Linked DNA regions of Mus musculus: region 1 is linked to region 2. A link is a loop called in an ENCODE intact Hi-C map of the cell type or tissue named here. Cell type or tissue: gastrocnemius. All regions are shown on one strand. Each heading gives the region's core, and the rest is flanking DNA. Links, peaks and the distances in the headings are about the cores only.

Evidence for each region. Hi-C counts contacts between places; a loop is a spot of excess contacts. Peaks named below come from ENCODE experiments on the same cell type or tissue, not always from the same donor. Only the 100,000 strongest peaks of a DNase experiment are listed, where the experiment ranks them.
Region 1: a loop joins it to region 2, with 18 times the contacts of the local background. A loop is called at or near these places in 2 of 42 quality-filtered maps.

What each region holds. Positions count from the first base shown.
Region 1 is chr5:23,708,024-23,719,080 of GRCm38, forward strand. AI506816 (expressed sequence AI506816) reads right to left here and starts at 4,644. Exons shown (of 5, transcript NR_015554.2): 1 at 4,619-4,644; 2 at 3,093-3,127; 3 at 2,343-2,385. It overlaps Gm50451 (a small nucleolar RNA gene), which reads right to left and starts at 3,038; the gene lies at 2,968-3,038. In gastrocnemius, for the core only: CTCF peaks have their summits at 3,797 (motif pointing right) and 4,818; DNase peaks (open chromatin) are centred at 3,865 and 4,716; H3K4me3 peaks cover 1,490 bases; H3K27ac peaks cover 1,465 bases.
Region 2 is chr5:23,782,483-23,793,539 of GRCm38, forward strand. Rint1 (RAD50 interactor 1) reads left to right here and starts at 5,229. Exons shown (of 15, transcript NM_177323.4): 1 at 5,229-5,400; 2 at 5,808-5,853. The coding sequence starts at 5,359. It overlaps Pus7 (pseudouridylate synthase 7), which reads right to left and starts at 1,229. Exons shown (of 16, transcript NM_178403.5): 1 at 1,030-1,229. In gastrocnemius, for the core only: a CTCF peak has its summit at 5,146 (motif pointing right); DNase peaks (open chromatin) are centred at 4,864 and 5,176; H3K4me3 peaks cover 1,517 bases; H3K27ac peaks cover 1,232 bases.

The DNA.
Region 1 (11,057 bases), core at 3,744-6,243, 74 kb before region 2:
TTTAACCTGTAAAATAATGTCCAAATTAAAAGTACCATCTTGTGGCCACCCCACATCGAAAGTTGGCCACTCGGCAGAGCAGAAGGTGACCCAGCGTCTCTTCTTGACATCCACGGACTGGTTGGACGCAATGCGCTGGACGTCTCCCCAGTGTTCAAGGGTCAGACTTAAAGGAGTGGTTACGGTCTGTCCCATATTTTTAGAAACGGTCCAAAACAATAACGAACAGACAAATGACAAAACAACACTGAGACAGACAAGACGCGCGGCGCGGTTTTGGCGAAAAACCGAAAGCAAAAATTCAGATGGAGGAGAGGAGCGTTTTGGCCCCTCGCCGCCCAATAGAACCACGTATCCTTCGGTTAATGGAGAAGCTCCAAAGAATCCGAAACGGGTCGGGTTCTCAGATACAGATTGGGCCACAAAAATGGCCCCCGATGCCTCTGAGACGTCTCCCAGGGCTGCGGCCGGGAATACGAACTCGTCAGTTCTTCCACGGAACCGCCAGATACAGATCTAGTTAGCTAACTAGTACAGATTCAGACGCAGGCGCAAAGATTAGATGCCGGCACACACACACACGCACAAAGACAGAGATGGAGACAAAACGATCGCTGGCCAGCTTACCTCCCGACGGTGGGTCGGTGGTCCCTGGGCGGGGGTCTCCGGATCCCGGACGAGCCCCCAAATGAAAGACCCCCGAGCTGGGCAGTCAATTACTCTGAGGAGACCCTCCCAAGGATCAGCGAGACCACGATTCGGATGCAAACAGCAAAAGGCTTTATTGGGAACACGGGTACCCGGGCGACTCAGTCTATCGGGTGACTGGCGCGCCGAGTGTGGAGTTCCTACCCTTTTTATAGGGCTAGGGCTGGGGGGCAAAAAGCGCGGGTACAGAAGCGAGAAGCGAGCTGATTGGTTAGTTTAAATAAGGCTTGGGGTATTTCCCGGTCATTTGGGGAACCTGAAACTGAGGTGGGACTTTCCAGAAACTGTTGCTAGTTTCGCTTTATCTGAGTACCATCTGTTCTTGGCCCTGAGCCGGGGCCCAGGTGCTTGACCACAGATATCCTGTTTGGCCTCTGTCTCAGTATTATTCAGCCTTATTTTTTTTAACTAAACTTCCTTGTAACTTTTGAGAACTCAGCTCTGGTACTTTTTCATGCCTTGCAAAATGGCGTTACTGCAGCTAGCTTGCTAAGCCTTATGGTGGGGTCTTTCACCAGTTGGATGAAGATCTGGTGAGACTGTGGCCACCACCTCACCCCCACCAGACCATAGTTGTCAAGTTTACTCTGCTCATGCCTGGGAGCGCCACAGCGCATCATCGTGGACAATGTAAAGCTCTTTCACTCCATATATTCAAGACTTTTACTTAGAATTATGAATTCTCTGAAAACATTAACTTTTTGCTTCATTTGCCTCATTTCTCTACAGAGCATTTGAACATAATGAGGCATCAACATGGTAGTTTAAATCACATAGGCTATTTGCTCAATCCAGCTACAGCTAGAGTACACATGGTGGGTATTAAGCCAGGACACCAAATGGATCCGACCATACAACTCACTCTTCTGGGAGGACTAGATCTCTCAACTATGTGTTGGACAATTCTGAGTTGCCAAAGCTTAGGGCTCAGCAATTAGGAGCCCTGGCTGCCTGCTCTTCTTGGAGTTAGGTTCAATTCCTAGCAACCAAGTGTAACTCCAATTCCAGGGGGATTTGATGCCCTCTTCTGGACTCCACAGGCACTGCACACACATGGTACAGACATGCAGGCAAAACATATAAAAGTTTTATAAATAAAACTAAAATTTTCAAAAAAATTTCTTGATGCCCTCTTCTGGCCTCCATGGGCACTGCACACATATGGAACAGACATGCAGGCAAAACATAAAAGTAAAGATTTTATAAATAAAGCCAAATTTTTCAAAAGATCTCTCATGTTAATATTGTGGCATGTTTCAGAGTAGGGCTGACACATAGAAAACCAAATAATGGAATTTAGTTCGACAGACACAAAATTCTCATGTTCTCTATATGCAATGAGAATGCCTCAAAATTCATCCGTTCCTGCTATGAAGGGGACAAAGTAACCTAAAACCTTGACTCTAGGGCTGGAGAGACGGCTCAGTGGTTAAGAGCACTGACTGCTCTTCCGAAGATCCTGAGTTCAAATCCCAGCAACCACATGGAGGCTCACAACCATCCTTAATGACATCTGACACCCTCTCCTAGTGTGTCTGAAGACAGTTACAGTGTACTTACATATAAAAATAGTAAATAAATATTTTTAAAAAAACACATAAAAAAAAATCTTGACTCTACACACAGATGCCTACCTTCTCTTCTGGAAGTCGGACCAGTTCACCTCAAGCTCCAGAGCTGCATAAGAGATGTCACAGAGATGATTAGACCGGCAACAATGAGATAATTAAGAAACACACCCATGTGTAGACTATGTTGATATTAACTATCTTTTTGTATAAACAGAACCCTTAATGTACTACCCAGAAATGTTTGAACACAATTGTTATTTTATTTGTTTTTTTTGAGAGAGGGTTTCTCTGTGTAGCCCTGCCTGTACTGGAGCTCACTTTGTAGTCCAGGCTGGCCTTAAACTCAGAATCCACCTGCCTCTGCCTCCCAAGTTCTGGGATTAAAGGCGCGCGCCACCATACCCGGCTTGAACACAATTTTTAAGTGCAAAGCCATATTTCCCTCTAAGTATTAAACATTCACCAACGCTCCCATTTATTACATTTATTATTTTGAGTGTGCACACACGTGTGCTAGCACACACATGAAGGTGCAAGAATAACTCTAGAGGGCTGGCTCTCTCTCCACCAGGTCCCAGAATCAAAGGTAACGGGCTTGGCACTGCTAAGCCCTCTCACTCCATTCTCCAAACCCTCATCTACTTTAAAAAGACATGGGGTGACTGCATTAAATTCCTGCCTGTTCTGTTGGCCTCAGGTAAATCCTTTAACCCATCACAGCAGCGTATCCTGTCAGGTTAGAGTTCTCATCCTTGGCCAAGAACTGTTCCTGGAATTATGCCTGGAAAGCCAAACTTGCCATCTAACACATACCTTGAATTCATGATCATCCTGGACACAGCACTCATCTGCTCAAAAGAAAAAAGAACCAGCACTGTTACAAGCAGCAGCCACAGCTTCCTTCAGAAAGGACCTTCCTGGTGGCTCCTAGCTGCATCTGATGATGGAAGGCCTGCCTCTGACTAGCATTTATTCCTGCACAGAGCTCTGATCTTCATACTGCTGACAGCTGGAGTCCATTTTATTGCCTCTGGGCCATCTTTCCCACTGTTTCCACCCCAGAAGCCAAAAACTCTTAATGTTTAGAGGCAAATAGTACTGCAGGTAATAGCGGTACTCTTCCTTTAAGAAAGTGAAACATTGTCTCTGATTTCAAAACCAGAAGCAGCATCAGATGTGTCTCCTGAGCCTGAATGAGGAAGGGAAAAATAATTCCTCACCTTAGAAGCTGGCTCATGCTGCCCTTCACTCTCGAAGGGGCTCAGCAGAACCCTAACCTCTAACGGAAAGAAAACTACCTCGCAGGGAACTTGTTTACAAGAGCCCACAAGCCTATTCTTCCTCTAAAATGCCCTTTACCAGGTACAGTGGCTTATGTCCATAAATGCCAATACTTAGGGTCCTAGAGCACAAATATTCTCTGGGCCAGCATGACAATCTGTCTCAATAATCAAATAATCTTTTAAAAAGATTTATTTCTTCTATATGAGTGCACTGTTGCTATCTCCAGACAACACCAGAAGAGGGCATCAGATCTCATTACAGATGGTTGTGAGCCACCATGTGGTTGCTGAGAATTTAACTCGGGAACTCTAGAAGAGCTGTCAGTACTCTGAGTCATCTCTCCAACCCTGATATTTACGTTTAATTGGTGTCTCAACCAGCCACCTCTTAAACAGGGAGGACTCCAGGGTGCTCGCTGAACACCTATACCCGGTCTTAGGAATTCCAATTCACGATTCCTAAATCATGGTTTAGAGGTTGCCTTGCTTAAGTGCTAATCCAGTCGCTCAGATTTCTCCCAGGACCCAAAACCCAGACAGGCTGGGTCTGTGTCAGCAGTAGGGTAATCCAGGTCCTTTAGGCAGAGGTCCCTGCTGGACTCGCTTGCAGGTATCCGCCTGAATATACCCTCAAACCTTAAAACAAACGAGCACAAAACAAAAAGCCCAGCCTCTGTGCCAAGCGGCATTTAAAGGACACGTGCGGCGGCGAGGACGCGCTTGAGTGGGCGAAATTACCCCTGTCCTTGCTGACACTGGGATTATCCTGCCTCCTGTTACTTTCCGAGCTCTGATCTCATTCGCTTCCTAAATAGGCGATGTCCCTGTCATCCGAGTCTTGGGCGGGCGGGAAGCCCCGAGTGTGCCCAGGACCCGGGCCGTCCGGACGCCGCGCCTCCACCTGGGAGGGGACAAATCCGGGCAGCGCAAGGCCGATCTCCTGTCCCACACAGAAGGGACGCGTATGGGCAGGGACCCGCGCCACGGGCGAGCGCCGTGAAAATCTCCGAGGCCACGTGGCGTGGTCCTGGGACTCGCAATGGTGAGAGTACTTACCAGGAGCGCGCCGCGGCGGAAGAGCAGGGCGCCAGGGCGGGACCGAGTTTAAAACCGACCGGACATTGAGCACCGGGGCTCAGCCAACCAGAGTGGCCCAGCGCCCCTCCTGCCCGCCCCTTCCCCCGTTCCCGCCTGACTCCAGCGCCGGCCCTAGCGTGTCCCCTGGCGGCACCAGAGCCTCCCAGCCTGCCCCTACCCCAGGGCAGCGGTACCACTCACTGGCCTGACTGTGGAATATGTCACCTCTCTGAAGGTTAGAGGAGCATCTTGGAGCCACATCACTTGGGGATTTCTTTTTCTTCTCCCCGTGCTTCTCAGTCATATATTGAATTTGGTACTTTTAATTGACCCACATCCTTTTGTGCTTATTTTTATTTGAAGACCCATATGTAACGAAATTTCCTCCTCTTAAGAAAACTGAGACATCATGGAGAGTGGAGTGGACTCTCTTAAGAGGGGCTGGTACAAGGAGAGGACCCCATGCCTAAAAATCCCACTACTGGCTGTGCATTTTCACCCAGGAGGCACCTGTGCCTGTCAGAATCAGGCTGGGATATTTTGGGGTTTGTCTTGTTTTTTTGTTTGTTTGGTTTTGGTTTGTTTTATCCCTCCCCCCCCCCCCATAGTGTTTCTCCATGAAGCCCTGGCTGTCCTAGCACTCCCTCTTTGACCAGGCTGGGCTCGAACTCTCAGATCCACTTGCCTCTGCCTCCCCAGTGCTGGGGTTAAAGGCATGAGCCACCACCCTGTAAGGTGGACCCTCTTTACTAAAAGCAACTGTCCTTCTAACAAAGGAAGACATAAACCGATAATGAGTGACAAAGGAGAAGGGAGAGAAGCGACTACATGGCCAGGAGTGCCCAGGATTGTGACCACTGTGTGGGAAGACACAGGAAAGATCCCTTCAGTGGTGTTCAGAAGCAGTTGGTTCAGCTGATACCTTGATTTTGGACTTCTGGCTGCCAGCGCTGATCTGGCGATTCCGTGGAAGCCATTAAGGGCTTTGTTAAGGCAGCCCAGGAACCTAGCATAATGACTGACAAGAAGGGATTGAGTCCTCCCAGTGGTTAAGGCTAGCATCTCCTAAGGACTTGCACACAGTAGCTCAGTAGCTGTCGAATTACTCAGGTGGTGAGGGATGTCATGGTGAACATCTTAGTCATGATGCCTGAGTTTAGGGACTTTTTTGCTAGACATTTATAAACTCATGAGGCAAACCAATGTTCCCATCACCCGAAGAGTTTACATTCTCTTCTAAAGCAGGAGTTCTCCAGAGAGAGAACAAAGGGGAGGAGTTAAGAGTGGGAGGCAGGAAATCACACAATCCCATGCCTTCCTCTAGGGTGGTCTACAAGCCAAAGAAACATTGTGGGGCCACACCCAGGATCCTCTGCCCTAATTTGTTTTTTTAAAAAGATTTCTTTATTTATTTTATGTAAGTACACTGTAGCTGTCTTCAGACACCAGAAGAGGGCGTCAAATCTCATTCCAGATGGTTGTGAGCCACCATGTGGTTGCTGGGGTTTGAACTCAGGACCTACAGAAGAGGAGTCAGTGCTCTTAACCACTGAACCATCTGTCCAGCCCTCTGCCCTACTTTTACAAATATTTTCTTTTACCCACAATTTGTCCCTGGAATTTTGAAATTTAAGGTGTTCTACTAAATGGAGTTGAGACCATTTGAGTTAGAAGGATAGAATTTGTGTTTTGTGCTGAATACTATGACTAGTGTTGGAGGTGTGTGGGGGTCATTTTTCCATTGTTGTATGAAAACCACCATGGCCAAGATACCTTACAGAAGAGCTTGTGTGGACTTAGTCCCTGAATCCATGTTGGCAGAGTTAAGGCATGGCAGGAGGAACAGGAAGCTGAGAGCTCACACCTTGAGCTGGAAGCACAAAGTAGAGAGAGATTTAGGAATCACAAAGTCTTTAGACTCTTAAAACCCATCTCTAGAGCCAACTTCCTCCAAGGCCTCCCAAATAGTGCCACTGTGTGGGTACCAAGCATTCCAGTGCCTGAGACTATGAGAGACATCCCTCAGTCAAGCCCAAACCCAGTGTTTCCCCATGGAAGCAAGCTGGACCTGAGGCTGTCCAAAGCAGAGTTGTCCTAAGGGGCCAGTGAGCACCTGAGAAGAATTTCCTTCTTTAGTGAGAGCCAAAAATTCTGCCCAGAGTCTGGAGTAGATTTGAATAAAGGTAGATGTCACTGTGTTCTGGATGCCTGTGACCCAGGGCAGTCTGAAGACCAAGGCCAACCTGGTTGGATAGCAAGATCTTGCTCACCTCACAGAAGAAGAAATGGCACCAAGGAATAATACTCTGTCATGTATATGCATAGCAGTGATTCTCAACCTTCCTAATGCTGACCCTTTAATACAGTTCCTCATGTTGTGGTGACCCCCCAACCATAAAATTATTTTCCAGCTAAATTTCACCTGTGCTAGTGCTATGAATGGTAACGTAGATGTCTGATACACAGTAACTGAGCATTCATGCCCTAGAACCCAGCAATTTTTGTTGCTGAGTGAACTATGTGTACTGCAGGAATTCCAGGGCATTAGCAGTGTTCCGCGCTGTTAGGATTAGGGACGGTCTATCCCCAGCTCCACACTCTGCTAGATCACGTTCTGGGCTCCGGCTGAGGATTTCCTCATCGCCTTCCAGAGAAGAATTCAGTAAGATTCTGCATTGATGTAAAATTGTTGATGAGGATCTAAGATAGTCCACAACCCTTCATTCTCTCTCTGTCTCTCACTGGGAACCCAGGGAAGGCTGCCTTTCATGGGGGAGGAAGAAGCAGGATAAGAGAACAGAGTGAGAACAGAAAGCAAAAGCAGGCATTATTTATTTTTAAGTGGTCACCCCAGTTGGGTGCATTTCTAATTAGGGTTATTAGTTTGCTATGTACAGGTCTCTCCCAGGACAGCTTGCCTGTTCTCAGCAGCTAGGCTTGTTTGTGAGCCAAGAGAATGCCTGCCCTGGAGCTGGACTCACAGACAGCTGTGAGCCTCCTGAGTTGAATGCTGGGAACTAAATTCAGGTCCTCTACAAGAACAGAACACTGTTTAAGCGGCAAACCATCTCTCTAGCCATGTAAAAACAAACGTAAGCCAACCAAACAGACCAAAACATCCGCCATTAAATTCCTGCTACATCCTGCCTCAAGTAAGCCACCTTTTATTTCTCCTTATAGCAACAGCCCTCAAAAGAGTTGCCTACTCTTTGTGTGCTCTTGGTATGTTAAGCGTCACAAGCCACTGAGGAACTGAAAAGTAAGACACCACCATCGTACCACTTACACACTTATCAAAACGCCTGCACCCCAGACCCCACTCATCCATTGCGTGTGGGAACGCAAGTGGAGAATCCAGAAGACAGTGGTGTAAGAAGGAACCAACTGAAGCCATTTGGAACAGGCCTTAACTCAAAGTTTAAGTTCCCAAGACCTCCCTGGGTAACTGACTTCCTGCTTGGTGAGTAGAAACATGGATGCTAGGTGAGTGCACTTCAACATGAACGCTGCAGTTGAGTCCTGCAGGAACAGAGTAAGTGCACCACAAAGATGTGCTCTTAAGGAAGTCCCCTACCCCTAAGTCCTGATTGGTGGGATAACTTAGCACAGCCATTTATGGATTTCAAGCTTAAAAGCCCCATACCATTCTGGCTTGGGGTTGCAGTTCAGTTCCTGAGTCTCTTCTATGGCCCTGATTGATCAGCAGCAACCCGAGTGCAATACATCTTTGTCATCTGCTTAAATACTTACTAAGATGTTCGAAGACTCAGTCAGACAGAGTCTGTGCTGCTGTTCCTGACTGGTCGATTTTTGCTGCCTAATTCAAATAAAGATCTTGCTTTGGGGGGACTCTTGTACCTGCTTGGGTTGTTTTGGATTTTTAGACCCCAACACAGGAACATATCTGTAGGCACCTTAAATAATTTCTCTATTTGTTTCTCAGTATGTGTATGTGAGTGTCTTTGTGTTTGTGCTCGTGTTGCCCATGCACGTGGAGGTCAGAGGTTGGTGTTTCTTTCCCTCAATTATTCTCCACCTTATTTTTTGAGACAAGTTCTATCAGCTAGAGTCTTCACCAGCAAGTCCCTGTGGGCCTTCCAGTCCTCCCCGCCCTGCAGAGGTCTCTGCAGCCTGCATGGGCAGCAGAGAGAAGAGCCTTGGGAGGTGAGGATACAAGGCAGGTCAGCTCCACAGGACTAGGTGGCCAGCGCTGACAAAACTTTGGCAGTCAGACTGCAGTTGTTTATTTTAGGTATATATATATTTTTTTTCGAGACAGAGTTTCTCCGTGTAGCCCTGGCTGTCCTAGAACTCACTCTGTAGACCAGGCTGGCCTCGAACTCAGAAATCTGCTTGCCTCTGCCTCCCAAGTGCTGGGATTAAAGGCATGTGCCACAACCACCGGGCAGTTTGTATATTCTTGACCCAGAGAGTGGCACTATTTGGAGGTGTGGCCTTGTTGGAATAGGCCTTATTTTGGAATAGGTGTGTCCTTGGAGTAGGTGTGTCTCTGTGGGCATGGGCTTTAATACCCTAGTCCTTGATGCCTGGATGCTGCCATGTTCCTGACTTGATGATAATGGACTAAACCTGTAAGCCATCCCCAATTAAATATTGTCCTTATAATGTTGCTTTGGTCATGGTGTCTGTTCATAGCAGTAAAACCCTAACTAAGACATATACTAAACTTAAAAGACCAGTAGAGCCGGGCGGTGGTGGTACACACCTTTAATCCCAGCACTTGGAAGGCAGAGGTAGGCAGATTTCTGAGTTCGAGGCCAGCCTGGTCTACAAAGTGAGTTCCAGGACAGCCAGAGCTATACAGAGAAACCCTGTCTCGAAAACAAACAAACAAACAAAAGACCAGTAGATAGATCATCAGATGAATGTGTATGCCTGTGTAAACTTTTGGCTAGTACAAAATGCACTCAGTACTGACAATAGCAACAAAAGAACATGTGCACATGGTATTTATTCCCCATTTGCTAAGTTCTCTTCTAAGCCCTTTCTACAAATTAACTGAATTTGTCTTCAGTACAACTTATACAGTAAACAGGAGTTTTATCTTCATTGTACAAAGAGGGAAGCTTAGGCACTGGCAGGCTAAATAGCTGCCTGTATGCATATTTGATACCCAACAGTAGAGACTTGAATGCGGAGAATTCATTTTGTGTCAGTGCATTTAGCTGATATAGATAAGCATAGGCATGGAGGAGGGTATGAGTGTGGAAGTGGAGACAGGAAAAAGATAGATAGGGCTATAACTGTCCACTTTCCAAGGTTAAGAGATCCCTAAACTGAAATAAAGAAGAAGACAAATTCTTACTCAAGGAAGCCAGTTGAAAAATAGATCAAAAACAGACAGGTAGATGACAGAAAGTATATGGGGAAGAAGATTGTGGGGGCTGGGGGGTGGAGAGATGACTCAGCACATAAGAGCACTTGCTGTTCTTCTAGAGGACCCCGTTTTGAAACCCAAACCTCAGTTGGCAGCTCACAAGTGCCTGTAGCTCCAGTTCCAGAGCATCTAACAACCTCTTCTTGCCTCTGAGAGCACATGGTAAACAGACAGCTATATGCATAAAATGCAAATAAATAAATCTAAAAATGAGGAGATAGACAGATAGGTAGATACCAAGAAAACAGACAGGAAGAAGGGGTCTAAAGTGGATGAAGGCATGACACAAGGTGGACAGGGATGATAATTGGGCCTCCTGTCTCCTTGCCAAGTTCTCCACTCTGTTCAGGACGACTAAATGTTGAAATGTGGACTCATACCAAAATAAAGGCAATGCATGGTGTTATGGAGGATAAAAAAGAAAATGGATGGATGGGGAGAGAGAGGGAGGAAGAGAGAGAGAGAGAGAGAGAGAGAGAGAGAGAGAGAGAGAGAGGCACTGACACTGGATGAGTTGGTATACACTTGTAATCCCGTCACTTGGGAAGCTAAAGCAGGAGGATTATGAATTTGAGGCCATCCTATGCTACAGAATGAAATCTTGTCTCAAAAGTGAAGACAAGGAGGAAGCAGAGGAAGAAGAGGTATAAAGGAGGAAAGGAGATTTTTTTTTAAAGATAGTGTAGCCAGAGGAGGTAGCATTGTCAAGGTAGATTTGCTAGGTGTCTCCAAGCCAAGAGAAGCATGGTCATGAGTAACCAGGTCCCAGGGTTCAGCAGCAAACTCCAGAGATGACACCAATCTGGGAACAGTGATGTCTTAATGACGTCACTGTCCTGAAGGCAGCTCACACCACAACTCAGGCAGATGTGCACATGGAGGACACAGGTCAATTATTCCCACCCCCGCCGTGAGCCTCTCCACCCTGACACACCGCAGATTCCATCTGAGGAGACACCAAACAGAAACACCAAGCAGAGGAAGCAGAAACCCAAACACTGGACCTTTTGTTGGGGTCTG
Region 2 (11,057 bases), core at 3,731-6,230:
CCTCTCCTATAAGGGCAGCACTCAAAAGGCTGAGAAAGACTTGTGTCTCTAGTTCAAGCCAGCCTGGTCTACATAGTAAGTCCTATCTCAAGACAAAAGAGGTTTATGTATTCAAATAAACTTGTTAAGTTAACAAATTCTGACTGTTGGTTATTTGCTAATGACTGCACATAGTTTCCCCTCTTTCTCACTACAGTGAACAGTCTGATATTTGACAGCTCCTTCGTTAGTAAAACCATTGCCCTGACATTGAGGCATAGTGTTTTACGGATGGCCACAGATTTTTGTTGTTGTTTAAGAGTGGGAACAAAACAAAGTAGCACCTATATTTTAGAGATCTCTTTTTTAAAGAAATGGCCTTGAACTAAACCCTTCTTCCTTGACTGGCAGTAATTAAGAGCAATAACCATGTGCTGGCCATTTTAAAGGCCCCTCAGTGAAGGGCTTGGTGGTATGGACCACAGAATAAGTAGCCTGCACTGTCACCCAGCAGAGGTTGGAGAAAAGACCCCAGACGTCAGCCTGATCGCTTCTCCGTGGTTGAGAAGAGCAGCGGCCCTTAAGGCCTGCCCAGCAAGTAAAACATCTGCGCCCAGTACCCAGCACCAGGCCGGGACCAGTGCAGGCTGCTCGGACGATCTGGGAGCGCTGAGCAGGACCGGGGGAAGGCTGGTTTGTTTTTCTAACAGGGAATTGAGTTTGGGGAGTGCCTGAGGCACCACAAAGCAAGGAAGAAGTGGAAAAAGAAGGTTCTAGCCCACAGCGGCGCGGCCAGAGGATCGGGACGCGGCGCCGCTTAACGAACGGCGGGGATCAGGGCGAATAGCCGGGATCGGGGAGCATGGATCGGGAACTAGGGGTCCGGGATCAAGGATCCGGGTGCGTGGAGCAGAAATAAGACAAGCGGGGAAGGTGGAGCTGGCGGCGGAGAAACAGGGAGCAGCGCGAGCTGCGACCACGGCCGCCCTCCCTCCCCGGCCGCGCGCCTCTCCGGAGGCCTGGGGCCACGCCGCAAAGCAGAGCACTTACCGGGAGCCTGAGGGCGCGGGCCGAGCGGAGAAGAGGACGCTCGGCTCGGGACGCGGGAGGGCGGCGGCGGTGACTCGCAGGAGGCGGCGGCCAGCGCCGACCAGCACAGGCTGCACCGCGTGGAGACGCACAGGGACGGGTTATCCCACCAGCCGCCGGGCTCGCACACGTGCGGCGCTGCGCCGCGCCGACCACGCCCCGGGGCGGGGCCCGCTCCACCGGCCCTCCGCTCCCGAGGACGCTCCGCCCATCGGCGCCTGGGAAGTGACTTGCCTTATGCAAAGAAACCTTTAGGACTTCAAAAACAGAGACTACCTTATTAGTTGTTAATTGTGCTTAAATGGGAGCTTCTTTCACAGCTATGGTTAATAGTGCATATTAATAGAATGGGTTTCTTACCTTTGACAGCTCCCCAGGAGGACTGTCTTCAAGAAGATTCCATCATAGCTGGTTAATGCTTTGGCGTAAAGAAAAATAAAATATATTTTTCTTCTCATGCTTCAAGTAGCCAACTGACCAAATCAAAGCATTCCATAGCATTTCAGGTCTAATATTTTGCCAGATTTCAACTCAGGGTAAAATAAAATATAATAAAATAAATCAAGATTTGTGGAGAGTCAAAAGCCCATAATCCAAGCACTCAGGTGATATGGACAGAAGGATCAGAAACTTAAGGGCACTTTGGGATATGTAAGGAATCCCAGGTAAACATGGCCTAGGTAAGACCCTGTTGTTTTGGTTTTTTTTAAACAAACAAACAAAAACCTGGGCAGTAATGGTACACACCGTTAATCCCAGCACTTGGGAAGCAGAAGCAGGTAGATTTCTGAGTTCGAGGCCAGCCTGGTCTACAGAGTGAGTTTCAGGACAGCCAGGGCTATACAGAGAAACCCTGTCTTGAAAAAACAAAATAGAAAAAAAAAAAAAGAAAAAGAAAACCAAACCAAAACAAACAAAATCCTGTTATTTCAGATCTTTGTATTCCTCTTAGACGTGTGTGTGTGTGTGTGTGTGTGTGTGTGTGGTGTTTGTTGTAACCATGTGTTTTACATATGTGAGGTTTGCATATGTGATGATTAGTGTTGTCAATTTGACAGAGTCTAGAATTACCTTGGAGACAAGCCCTGGTCATGCCTATGCTGGACTATCCTGACTGGGTTCATTGTAATCGTACAGGACCAGCATCGTTCCCTGACTGGAACTCTGAACGGTGTCAATCAGTAGTTCCTTAACCCCTTGGGGTTCCAGTGGCCCTTTCAAGGGGTTGCCTAAGACCATCAAAATATCAAAAACTAAGGTCCATGTACAGTTCTGAGTTTGTGGAGACCTGAGGCCCATCATGGTGCTTTCCGCTTTCACTCTCTACCTTAGTTACTTATTATTATTGTGTGTTTATGATGTGGGCATGCGTACATGTGGAGGCTGGAGCATAGTCTGCAGAAGCTGGTCCTCTCCTTCTACCTTACATGGTTTCTGGGGACGGAAGCCAAGTCGTCAGGCTTGCTTGGCAAGTGCCCTTACCTCCGATCCATCTCCATGGCCCCTTCACCCTACTTTTTGTAAATAATTTTCATTGATCCTGGAGCTCAACTGGACTGGTTAGCTGGCAAGTCGAAAGATCTTATCTCTGTCTCTCTACTGCTTGGATTACACAGATCTGCTGTGACCAGCTTTCTACATGACTAGCAGGATCTGAACACAGGTCCCCACTGTATTGACTAAACTGTCTCCTGAGTCCCACACTTGCTTTTAAAATATGGATTTAGTAGAAAGATCCAGCTAAATGAGTCACTTCTTAGTTACTGTCCTACTGCTATGATGAGACACCACCTCCAAAGGAAATTATAGAAAGAAGAGTTTATTGGGTCTTACAGTTTCAGAGGGTGTGTCCACAGTAATCCTGGCAGCTGGTAGGTAGGCAGCAGCTGGGAGCACACATCTTTGTCCACAAGTACACAGCGGAGAAAGTCAGGAATGGTGTGGGCTTTTGAAACTTCAAAGCCAACTGACTGTGACAACCTTGTCCAACAAGGCCACACCTCCTCCAACAAGGCCACTCCTCCTAATGCTTCCCAAACAGTTCTATCAACTGGAGACCAAGTATTCGCACACATGAACCTATGGGGGCATTCTTATTCAAATCACTACAGTCACATATATTTAGTTCAGACTTGTGGCTTCTACATTGTCTTCCTCTAAGATTATTCTCTGTAGTTACCTACCTAAATTCTTTCATTTGTCTTTAATCATTTTATTAATTCTTTCTTTCTGTTTTTTTTTCCTTTTTAAGATAGATGCTCAGTATATAGCCCAGGCTAATCCCAAATTCAAGAGCCTCCTCCCTCAGTCTCAAAAGCACTGCAATTATAAACTTGTGGCATCATGCCTAGCCCATTTCACTAATTCTTGTACAGCTGCACATTCTTGGGGCTAGGGTAAATTAATACCTTAATGTCCTAAGGTCAGCAGACTCAGATACAGCTATATGGTATAATATAGCCTAGATCCTGTTTTAATTTTAAATTTTTAAATTTTATTATTTTTATTTTTTAAAGTGTGTGGATGTTTGCCTGTATGTGTGACTGTATACCAGGTGTGTGTCTGGTGTCCAGAGAGTTCAGAGAGAGAGTCAGATACCCTAGAATTGAGTTACAGACAGAGAGCTGTCAGCTGCTGCGTGGGTGCTAGAAAGTGAACCTGGATTCTCTGAAAGAGCTGCTAGTACTCTTAGTTGCTGAAGCCATCTCTCCAGATCCTGTTTGTCTGTCTGTCTGTTTGTTTATACGGGGTTTCACTATATAGCTCTGTCTATCCTTCAACTCACTATGTAGATGAGGCTGGCCTTGAATTCATAAAGATTCACCTGCCTCTGCCTCCTGAGTTGTGGGATAAAAGGCATGCACCACCATACCCGGCTCTTATTTATTTATTTTTTTTCATTTTATGTGTATGGGTGTTTTGTCTGCATGTATGTCTACACCTCAGTGAGTTTTCTTCTCACGGAGTAGTTTCTGTTTCCTCTAAAGATTTTTGTTTGTTTGTTTGCTTGTTGTTTTTTTTTTTTCTGTTTTCTCCCCATTTGTTTGGTCTCAAAGGCATTGCCTTCCAGGGTTTGCCTGTCAAATTTCCATGTTCTCTACCTATCCCTTGCTTCTAAGTAATTCAGTTCCTCCTCCCTGGAAAACAGTAGAGGTTTAGGGGGCTTTGCCCAGCAAACTGGATGCCAGATTTTGAGTGCTCTTTCTCTGTCTGACTCCCAGAATGTTTCAACCCTCCTACAAACAGATCTGGACCTTCCAGTTCGAAAATATATGAAGGAGTGTTCCTTTTGTCTAGCTGTCCTTCAAAGCTTACTCTTGAGTCTACAAAAGAGGTTACTTAGTCCCTACCTTTTAAATGGAGTATTTTTTTCTGTACAACGCTTAAACAGTAATAACTATTAGTTACAGGCTGAGGCAGGCGGATTTCTGAGTTCGAGGCCAGCCTGGTCTACAGAGTGAGTTCCAAGACAGCCAGGGCTACACAGAGAAACCTTGTCTCGAAAAACCAAAAATAAATAAATAAATAAATAAATAAATAAATAAATAAATAAATAAATAAATATTAGTTACCTTTGCACGTAGACTTTTGTCTCTCTAAGACTGTGAAATATAGAAAGAGCACTTTGACACTCCTACCTAGTACCACGTGGGCCAAGTATGGAACTCCGGTGTCTTGGTGGCAAATGCTTTTATGCGCTGAGCCATTTTGAGATAGGTGTTGTTCTAGCTGATACCGAATTCACTTTATAGAGCAAGCTGGCAGGGACTAGTGGCAATCTTCCCGCCTCCGCTCCCGACTTGTGGCTCACCATCCTAAGGGTATCATGAGTATTTTCTCCTCCCCTCCTTCCTCTCCCCTCCTTGAATTCAGTGTGTAGCTGGAGTTGACTTTGAACTACTGGTTTTCCCGCCTTCACCTCCCAAACGGTGGAATTCCAAGTGTGAGACACCATGCCAGGGCCGAATTTTATTTTTAGTAACTCCAAAGAAGTGGAGAGAGCTCCTGCACAGAACTCAGCAGCCTGGGAAGCAGTAGGGCTGCCAGGTTCCCTGAGCGGCCAACATGACATCCAACCAGCAGGGGGCGCCACAGAACAGGACAGCGGCGCGCAGATATGCCTCTCTAGGCCAAGAGAACGGAACCAGAGAGTCGGTGATAGGAAGTCGAGGTGGCGCTCAACCCTGCGTCCCAGAAGGCTGGTCTGGTCGCCCAGTCTGTGTGTTCCCTAGCCGGACTCTGCAGGCCGGGCTGGCGGTGCATGGAATCCAGAATTCGTGCGGAGGCAGGATGCTTGCGGCTGACGATATCGGCGAAGTGCCGGCAGCCCCGGTGAGGCGTCCCTGGAAACCCGGGGAAGGGACGCTGGTGACCCTGCGAGGTGGCACAGACCCCACCTCCGCCCCGGGGACAGGTTACCTTGGAAGTGGTTTGGCGGTGGTTCCCACGGCCGGAAGCAGGCAAGGGAGTCCCTGGGGAGGTAGTCACAGTGCAATGTCCGATGTCCCAGAAGATGACAGTTTTGAGAGTTGGCGGGAAAGTGGCCTCGGTGCCCGGGCAGAGTAACTCGGACCCTGGGGAGGTGGTCCAGACCTCTGGGAAGGTGGCAGTAGTGTCAGGCATGCCCCTGGGAGAGGCGCCTAGGACCTCTCCGCCCGTCAGTATGGGACCTTTCGGAGCGCTGTATGAATTCCACTTACTTCAGTCTAACTTGTTTGCCACACCTGTTTTTCTGCCAGTGCTGCCCCGAGAGTGGTGACGAAACGAAGAACACAGACGTGAAAAGTAAGCAGGCTTTAAACCCTTAGTTCTTTTTGTCTAGCTGCCCTTCGAAGCTCGCCTTTTCAGAGTCTGCAAAAGAGTTTCTTAGTCTGCTATCTTTTCAATGGAGTATTCTTTCTGTACAATGTTTAAACAGTAATAAATATTAGTTATCTTTGCACGTGGACTTTTGTCTCTCTAAGACTGTGAAATATAGAAAGAGCACATTGACGCTCCTTCCTAGGACAGTGACTGGTTTGGCTTCACTGGGACCTGCCATTTTAATGAACTGTCAGCTCGTTATCAGGTATTTAGAGGGGTTATGCTGGTCACTGTTACTGGGTTCTAGGAAGAGGTTTGATAATAGGTTAATTGTACTTTTGCCTTCAGTGAGTAAGTAATTACAGTTTGCTGCAGGTAGCCCACACCTTAGGTCCCAGGGCTTGGTCTGGGTAGGTGACATGGAAAAGACCCAGTACCTAGGACAGGAAACTATGTCAGACTCCTGGATATTTGTTATTTCACTTGAGATAAGCGTAGCAGGTTATTAGGAATCCAGCACCCTGAAGGGGCTGTTTTTGTTTCTCTCTCTCTCTCTCTCTCTCTCAATCTCTCTCTCTCTCTCTCTCTCTTTAACCAAGGTGGAGCGTAACCCAGGTTCGCCCCAGACTTTTGTGTGACTAAGGATGACCTTGGACTCCAGATCCACAGTCTTCTATTTCACAGATGTCACATGCCCAACCTCTTTAGGAGCTTTTGAAGTATTTTTTAAAGATTTATTTATTATTATATCTATGTACACTGTAGCTGTCTTCAGACACACCACAAGAGGGCGTCAAATCTCATCATGGGTGATGGTGAGCCAGCATGTGGTCGATGGGACCTGAACTCAGGACCTTTGGAAGAGCAGTCAGTGCTCTTAACCTCTGAGCCATCTCTCCAGCCTGAAGTATTTTTTAAAAAGCCCTTATGTTAACAGTTAAGCTCAGTGACCTTGACAGTAAGAGAAAGGGTGCCCACATTTCCATGTGGCTCCCAGGAGGAAGTTTGCTCTTACTGTTGGCTTCTGATAAGCTTGAAAGATGGCTTGGTGCTTAAGAGTGCTTGCTGCTGTTACAGGGGACCTGGGTTCAGTTCCTGGAACCCACGTGACAGCTCAGTACTTCAGTCTTAGAAGTCTAAATGTACAGTCCTGCCATCCCAGGGCTCTTGCTCACACATGGTACACATAAACTCACGGAAGCAAACACCTGTGCACATAAATCAAATGAACAAATCCTTAAACAAATAAATAATAATTAAAAAAAATAAAACAAAACAAAACCCAAAGCCTGAAGTGGCCTGGGAAGTTAAAGTGCCAGAGCTCTTTCTTGCCTAGAACTTTGGGAGCCCTGGGTTTGAACTTGAGCCCTACACCACCAAACAAACAAAGCAGCAGACAGAATGGGCTTAGCAGTTAAGAGAATTTGATATTCTTCAGAGGAGCTGACTTCACCTACAGTGTGGCTAACAACTGCTTGTAACTATAGTTCTAGGAGATTCAATGCTCTCTTCTGGCCTCTATGTACGTTGACTAATGTGGTAAACAGACATACATATAACACCTACACACATAAAATCTCAAAAGTTTAGGAAATACCTGCCAGCCCATTTGTAAACCAAAAGGGGAAAAGCAGAACAAAACAAAACAACAAACAAACAAACAAGGAAACAAACCAAAAAATGCAAACAAACTTTCTCTACTTTTGTCTGCCCAGATGCCTTGACTCTTGACATCAGCCGAATTGTCATTTTAGAGCGTCAGGTGCAAACTACTTCGTTAAGGACTTTGTCCGTGTCTTCAGTGGCTCAGTTAACTGCTGTGCGACAGTGTGCAGGCTCTTTATAAAAAATGAAAGGGAAGAGACATAAAAATCTGCCAAGCCAGGTGTGGCTCACTTCTGAAATCCCAGCCCTTAGGAGGCTGAGGCAGGAGGATTACCATGATATGGAGATCAGGTTAGGTCACAGAATTATAGTGTATCTAAAATATTGTACACAAATATTAGTGTATTTGGTTTTTAGCTCTTTTTTTTTAAAGTTATGGGCAAGAATAGTGAAGCCTAGACTTGTGCTTTTAAAATTTAGATGTCTGTGACTATGCATGTCTGGTGCCACGGAAGGCCAGAAGAGGGCTTCAGCTTCAGCCTACTTGGAACTGGAACTACAGACGGTTCTAGGCTACTCACATATGAGCTCTGGGAATCCAACCCTGGTCCTCTACAAAATCGACAAGAGCTGTTATTTCTCCAGCCTGTCTTAAGAAACAACAGATAAGGGCTGGAGAGGTGGCTCAGCGGTTAAGAGCACTGACTGCTCTTCCAGGGGTCATGAGTTCAAATCCCAGCAACCACATGGTGGCTCACAACCATCTGATGCCCTCACAACCATCTGATGCCCTCTTCTGGTATGTCTAAAGACAGCTACAGGGTACTTATATATAATCAATCAGTCAATCGATCAATCTTTAAAAAAAAAAAGAAACAACAGATAAAATTAAGTATGATGGTGCATGACTGTAATCCCAGCACCCAAGAGGTGGAGGCAGGAGGATTAGAAATTGACATTAAAGTCATCCTTGACTACCACATGGCAAGTTTGAGACCAGCTTGGGATACATGAGATCTTTCTCAAAAGCAAATGAACAGACAGAAATAGGTAATAAAAAATCTCTGTATAGTTTTGAAGGATCTCACATGCTTCAGAATGTAGTACGCACCTTTAAATAGTTACATGTGGTGCGTGTGGGTTTTGTTTCAAGTGAAGGTAGCATTAGCCGCCTCAGATACAGAGCTCAAGTCTGTGGATACACACCACAACTTACTGGCTTTATGGATGATTCTAAAGATTATCTTCTTATCAGGACGTGAGTGCAGTTGGATTATTCTGTGTTTTGAGACACTGTGTCTTGTGTACCCCAGGCTGGTTTTAAACTTTCTATGTAGCTGAAGATGACCCTGAACTTCCCATCTATGTCAGATATTATTAAAATTTAGATACAGAAAAACCAATTCTGTTAATATATAAAGTAGACAATAGAGTTTTGGTCTGAAAGCATGAACTTTAGTTTCATTTTTTAATCTTTATAGGCTGAGGCAGGCATTATTATTTATTTAGTAGTTTGGAAGTTGAGACTTAGCCTTGTTTTATTTCTCCTACCAGTGGCCTCTTGCTCTTCATGTCTGCAAACAATCTTCTAATTCTTCTTTCTAAATAAAGTTTTTTATTTCATTTTATTTTTGTGTATGTGTGTGTGTGTTTGCATGCCATAGTGTATGTGTGGAGATCAGAGGACTTGTGAGTTAGCTCTGGTCTTCCACCATGTGTGTCTTGAGCTCAGACTTAGGACATCAGCCGTGATGGAAAGTGCCTTTACCTGCTGAGCCATGTTGCTGGCCAGTGTGTCTTTATTGATTCATTATTTTTGTAGAACTGAGAATTAAATGTGGGTTTTTGCTTAGGGTGGGTAAGCACACTATCACTGAGCTACACCCTCAGCACCAAAATATTTTAATTCATGTAAATTAAATAGAACAAAGGGAAAAGAATGTTTTCTGGAGCAAGGAGAAGAGAGAGAAGGAATACCCAGCAGCAGACAGATGGTATGCATTTGTTTTACACTTTGTGTCTGTGTGTGTACACATGTGTGTGTGTGTGCACATCTCAGGACACACAGTTTGCAGAAGTTGTTTCTACACTGCGAGTTCCAGGGGTTGAATTCAGGGCATCAGGCTTTTCAGCAACTCCTGTACCAAATGAGCCATCCTGCTGGCCTTGTAGTGTTTCTGTTGTTTGGTTTGTATGTATGTATGTATGAATGTATGTATGTATGTATGTATGTATGTATGTATGTATGTATGTATGTATGTATTGTGTGTGGGGGTGTGTGCCTGCCATGGCGTGATTGTGGAGATGAAAAGACAACTTTGTGAAGTCAATTCTGATTTATATTTATTTTTATTTAACCCTTTATATGGGTTCTGGATGAAATCAGGTTGTACTATTTGAAATGCACTTTGCCTGCTGAGCCATCTCTTTGGCCCTGTAACTAGTGTTTTTGTAGGGATTTGAGACACAGTCTCACTGGGTAGTTAAAGCTGGCTTGAGTTTGTATCAGTCCTCCTTCAGCCCCTGAGTGCTGGCCTCAGATAGGTATGAGCCACCATGCACGCACTGGTATGTTCTAGTACACTGTACATAAATATTTAGCCAGCATCTCATACTTAGGTTTTCATTTAGGCATCTTTTCATTTAGACTCTGATGGAGTGCTTTCCCAGCATGCTCCGTGCCCCAGGTCCAGCACCAAGCATAAGCCAGTGTGGTGGAACTCGTGTAGTCTAAGCAAGCACTGGTACTATGAGTTAGGAGGGTCAGAAAGTCAGGATCATTGCCAGCTATATAGAAAGATTCCATTTCAAAAACAAAAACTAAACCAGTGTGTGTGTGTGTGTATGTGTGTGTGTGTGTAGCTTATGAATAGAAGCAGCCACTCTGAAAAGAAACCATTTGCCACAGGCCATTAATAGTAGAGTGGGAGAAGAAAGCTTATGTAGCCAGATGTGAGTCACATACCCCTCAGCTCTGCCAAGTAGCTCTCATGAGGCGCTTCTGAGGTACAGGATGGCTGAGTCTGTGGCACAGCTGCCCAACAAATAGGTGATGCCATTGAACAACAGATTCTAGGACAGTAGGAAACCATCTAACTGCTTTTAAATCTCTTTAAAAAAGAGTTTTATTGTTTTTACTGTGTCGCCCAGGTTGGCTTAGCACTCTGGTCCCCCTGCCTCTGCTCCTTAGCGCTGTGATGAGGTGCGCACCACCACCCCTGACTATTTAGTTGCTTTTGCAGTGGATTTTTATTGAGTAAAAAATGTTTTTTTTTAATTTGTTCAAAATGTTTAAAAAATTTTGTGTGTATTTGACCCTTGCTCCACAAAGTATTCGTGGTAACAACTGGTAAAGCTCCTCTGCTCCTGGTAGAAGGCAGAACCTGCAGTGTGCAGGCCAGGTCACAGGGAAGGAAGATCAGCTTTGAAGTCCAGAGGAACTAGCAGGATTCCTAATCTGAGAGAAGAGGAAAGCTCATGACCATCTCTGCCTTCCCTCTGCATTGCTTGGTTTTCTATTATTATTGTTGTTGTTGTTGTTGTTATTATTATTATTATTATTATTATTATTATTATTATTA